Regions from separate parts of the Homo sapiens genome. Here region 2 is linked to region 1. A link is an interaction called in ENCODE POLR2A ChIA-PET data of the cell type or tissue named here. Cell type or tissue: OCI-LY7. All regions are shown on one strand. Region 1 overlaps ASH1L (ASH1 like histone lysine methyltransferase). Region 2 has its middle 3.4 kb from the start of GBA1.

Evidence for each region. Peaks named below come from ENCODE experiments on the same cell type or tissue, not always from the same donor. Only the 100,000 strongest peaks of a DNase experiment are listed, where the experiment ranks them.
Region 2: POLR2A ChIA-PET joins it to region 1 with 34 read pairs; 3 of 35 experiments call an interaction of 5 or more read pairs at or near these places.

What each region holds. Positions count from the first base shown.
Region 1 is chr1:155,359,883-155,362,382 of GRCh38, reverse strand. ASH1L (ASH1 like histone lysine methyltransferase) reads left to right here. Exons shown (of 28, transcript NM_018489.3): 13 at 1,974-2,082. Among named protein-coding and RNA genes, the nearest start is that of MIR555, 15 kb to the right of the region's middle. In OCI-LY7, no CTCF peak of the experiment used is centred here; no DNase peak of the experiment used is centred here.
Region 2 is chr1:155,243,412-155,245,911 of GRCh38, reverse strand. It overlaps a transcript of GBA1 not described here. Among named protein-coding and RNA genes, the nearest start is that of GBA1, 3.4 kb to the right of the region's middle. RefSeq lists an enhancer at 1,155-2,118. In OCI-LY7, CTCF peaks have their summits at 1,194 and 1,393; a DNase peak (open chromatin) is centred at 1,181; H3K4me3 peaks cover 1,784 bases; H3K27ac peaks cover 2,078 bases.

The DNA of each region.
Region 1 (2,500 bases):
CTCACTATGTTGCCCAGGCGAGTCACAAACTCCTGAACACCTAAAACAAAGTCAAGCACGGTGGCTCATGCCTGTAATCTCAGCACTTTGGGAGGCCAAGGCGGGCGGATCACGAGCTCAGGAGATTGAGACCGTACTGGCCAACATGATGAAACCCTGTCTCTACTAAAAATATGAAAAAGTAGCTGGGCGTGGTGGCACGTGCCTATATTCCAGCTACTCAGGAAGCTGAGGTAGGAGAATCTCTTGAACCCGGGAGTTGGAGGTTGCAGTGAGCCGAGATTCTGCCACTGCACTCCAGCCTGGGGACAGAGCAAGACTATGTCTCAAAAACAATAAACAAAAAAACACCTAAAATCCTAAATGATCATTACCTTACATATAATAGAACAAGAGAGGCACTCATGTGATAGAGATTGGTAGAACTGGAAGATTTGTATAGGTAAGCCATAAAAAGTAATTTTAACTCATTTAATAAGTGAACTAAGCCTTTTTTTTTTTTTTTTTTTTGAGACGGAGTCTCGCTCTGTTGCCTAGGCTGGAATGCAGTGGCATGATCTCAGCTCACTGCAACCTCTGCCTCAGGGGTTCAAGTCATTCTCCTGCCTCAGCCTCCCAAGTAGCTGGGATTGCAGACATGCGCCACCACACCTGTCTAGTTTTTGTTTGTTTGTTTTTTGAGATGGAGTCTCGTCCTGTTGCCCAGGCTAGGCTAGAGTGCAGTGGCAGGATCTTGGCTCACCGCAACCTCCGCCTCCCGGGTTCAAGCGATTCTCCTGCCTCAGCCTCCCGAGTAGCTGGGAGTATAGGCACATGCCACCATGCCTGGCTAATTTTTTTTTTTTTTTTTTTTTTTTTTTTTTTGTGAGATGGAGTCTCACTCTGTCACCCAGGCTGGAGTGCAGTGGTGCAATCTTGACTCACTGCAACCTCCGCCTCCCAGGTTCAAGCTATTCTCCTGCCTCAACCTCCTAAGTAGCTGGGATTACAGGTGCACACCACCATGCCCGGCTAATTTTTGTGTTTTTAGTAGAGATGGGGTTTCACCATATTGGTCAGGCTGGTCTCGAACTCCTGACTTCGTGATCTGCCTGCCTCAGCCTCCCAAAGTGCTGATATTACAGGTGTGAGCCACCATACCCGGCCTTAATTTTTGTATTTTTAGTAGAGACGGGGTTTCACTATGTTGGCCTGGCTGGTCTTGAACTCCTGACCTCATGATCTGCCCTCCTCGGCCTCCCAAAATGCTGGGATTACAGGTGTGAGCCACTGCATGTGGCCTCGCCTGGCTAATTTTTATATTTTTAGTAGAGACGGTTTTGCCCTGTTGGCCACGCTGGTCTCAAACTCCCGACCTCAGGTGATCCACCTGCCTCGGACTCCCAAAGTGCTGGGATTACAGGCGTGAGCTACGGCGCCTGGTCTGGTCTTGAACTCTTGGCCTCAGGTGATCCTCCCACCTCAACCTCCCAAAGTGCGGGGAATACAGGCAAGCCATATTTTAGGACTTTGAATACCAAGCAGGAAAAGTTGAAGCCTAATTGACAACATAGAACATGTTTTCAAGAAAAATTATTTAGGATTCTTACTCTGGCAGTATTATACAGGCTGCCAAGGATAGAAAAGAGATTAAAAGTGGAGGCCAGGCGTGGTGGCTCATACCTATAATTCTAGCACTTGGGAGGCCGAGGCGGGCAGATCACCTGAGGTCAGGAGTTCAAGACCAGCCTGGCCAACATGGTGAAACCCCATCTCTACTAAAAATACAAAAATTAGCCAGGCGTGGTGGCTTACACCTGTAGTCCCAGCTACTCAGGAGGCTGAGGCAGGAGAATCGCTTGAATCCGGGAAGCGGAGGTTGCGGTGAGCCAAGATCGCACCACTGCACTCCAGCCTAGGCAACAGAGGGAGACTCCGTCTCAAAAAAAAAAAAAAATTTCCAGCCTTTATAACTCTGTTTTCTCTCTTTACAGGTCTGTTAATGGAGTATACCGGATTGGACTCTATGCTCTTAAAGACATGCCAGCTGGGACTGAACTCACTTATGATTATAACTTTCATTCCTTCAATGTGGAAAAACAGGTAAGAATAATAAATCCTAGAGGGAGATTGAACTTTATCCCTTACAATGCTGTAATAACATGAGCTTTCTGTAAACATGATTGACTTGGAGCCATTAAGAAGTATGTGGGAGGCTGGACACAGTGGTTCACACCTTTAATCCCAGCACTTTGTGAGGCTGATGTGGGCAGATCACTTGAGCTCAGAATTTCAAGACCAGCCTGGCCAACATGACAAAACCCTGTCTATCAAAAATACAAAGATTAGCTGGATGTGGTGGCGCGCACCTGTAATCCCAGTTTATTGGAGGCTAAGGCAGGAGAATTGCTTCAACCTTGGAGGCGGAGGTTGCGTTACGTTGAGCCGAGATTGCACCACTGTGCTCCAGCCTGGGCGACAAAGCAAGACTGACTCTGTCTCAAAAAAAAAAAAAGTATAT
Region 2 (2,500 bases), 120 kb after region 1:
TCACAGCACAAGGACGTTTGCACCTGCTGTTTTCCAAGCATGAAACCCTTGGCCCCTATATCTGGTGCTATCACCTAATATCAGGTTTTAGCTCCATTCTCACCATTTCAGTGAGCACCCAATCCCCATCGCAGTCATTCTATCACATAGCCATGTTTTTTTTTGTTTGTTTGTTTCATTTTGTCTTTTTTTGAGACAGGGTCTTGCTTTGTTACCCAGGCTGGAGTGCAGTGGTGTGATTTGGGCTCACTGCAACCTTCCACCTCCTGGGTTCAAGCAATTCTCCTGCCTCAGCCTCCCGAGTAGCTGGGATTACAGGCGCCCGTCCCCATGCCCGCCCAGCTAAATTTTGTATTTTTAGAAGAGATAGGGTTTCACCATGTTGGCCAGGCGGGTCTCAAACTCCTGACCTCAAGTAATCCGCCTGCCTCGGTCTCCCAAAGTGCTGGGATTACAGGTGTGACTCACCGCGCCTGGCCACATACCCATGGTTTCAGCATGTATCACTATCTAAAATTATTATTTTTGTTTATATATCTGTGTCGTCCCATAGAATGTTAAGGTCCCAAGATCAGAAACTTGCTCATTGCAGTGGGTCTAACACTCAGTAGGTCCTCAACAAACATTCGTTAAGATACTAAAGTGGCAGGGTGGGGCCCTGTAAACAGCTTCAGGACCCTGTGCTTGTAGGGGCAACGTGGTGCCCTCCAAGGAAGACAGGGAGGTGGGAGGAGCACTGCCCAGAGATGGCGTCAGGCTGCAAGACTTCTTGAATAATTCAGCATCATAACAACCCAGCCTCAGGAAGGGATAGGGCACGGCCAGGACGAAACATTAGGAGGCGATGGACAATGGGATTCCCACGGGGCAGCTTCTGCGCACTGGACGTTCCCTAACCTGAGGCTCTCTAAAGAGGAAGGTTAGGAATCCTCTGAGCTTCGGTGGGCTGGACTCACTGTGGGAATTCAATCGCCCCCATCCACCAACAGTGTGCTGGCGGGAAAACGCCGACACGCATGCGTAGTTCTCGCGCCGGCTCCTCTCTCTCTCTCTCTCTCTCTCGCTCGCTCTCTCGCTCTCTCGCTCTCTCTCGCTCGCTCTCTCGCTCTCGCTCTCTCTCTCTCTCCGGCTCGCCAGCGACACTTGTTCGTTCAACTTGACCAATGAGACTTGAGGAAGGGCTCTGAGTCCCGCCTCTGCATGAGTGACCGTCTCTTTTCCAATCCAGGTCCCGCCCCGACTCCCCAGGGCTGCTTTTCTCGCGGCTGCGGGTGGTCGGGCTGCATCCTGCCTTCAGAGTCTTACTGCGCGGGGCCCCAGTCTCCAGTCCCGCCCAGGCGCCTTTGCAGGCTGCGGTGGGATTTCGTTTTGCCTCCGGTTGGGGCTGCTGTTTCTCTTCGCCGACGGTAGGCGTAATGAATATTTCGACCTTTGGATCTTAGCTGTCCCCTCCCTGCGTTCGCACTTAACCTTTTTCACCATTATTATTATTATTGTTATTATTATTATTTTTTGAGGGAGTCTCGCCCTGTCGCCCAGGCTGGAGTGTAATGGCGCCTTCTTGGCTCACTGCAACCTCCGCCTCCCGGGTTCAGGCGATTCTCCGACCTCAGCCTCCCAAGTACGTGGGATTACAGGCACCCGCCACCACGCACGGCTAATTTTTTGTATCTTTTAGTAGAGACGGGGTTTCACCATGTTGGTCAGGCTGGTCTCCAATTCCTGACCTCGTGATCCGCCCGCCTCGGCCTGCCAAACAGCTGTGATTATAGGCGTGAGCCACCGCGCCCGGCCAACCATCATTATTATTTTTAACGGTAAGGATGGTCAGATTTTACTAATGAAGAAGAGATTATAAAATCTTCAAGTCTTTATATCCACTTGCTTTTTGAGGGGTGGAGTGGGAAGAAGGTTATGTAATTCATACGTTCTTCAGACATGTGACAAACATTCACGGAGCCCGGCGACGAGCGTCGGGGTTGGGATTCGCACTGGAGCTGCAGATGGGTGCCAGGATGGACTGGTCCCTACCCTCCGCTTGAACCTAGGAGGCGGAGGTTGCAGTGAACCGAGATCGTGCCACTGCACTCCAGCCTGGGTGACAGAGATACTCCGTCTCAAAAAAAAAAACAAAACAAAAAACAAGCGGACTGGGCGCAGTGCCTCACCCTGTAATCCCAGCACTTTGCAAAGCCAAGGCGGGAGGATCCTTTGAGTTTAGGAGTTTGAGACCAACCTGCGCAACACAGTAAGACCCCGTCTCTACAAAAAATACAGAAATTAGCCAGGTGTGGTGGTGTGCGCCTATAGTCCCAGCTATTCTGGAGGCTGAGGTGGGAGGATTGCTTATTCTGGAGGCAGAGGTTGCACTGAGCCGAAATCAAGCTACTACACTCCATCCAGGGCAACATACGGAGACCCTGTCTCAAACAAACAAACAAAAAATTGCTCAGTACCTGGCCAAAAAAGAAGAGGCTCACTATGCAGAGGGGAAGTGGAA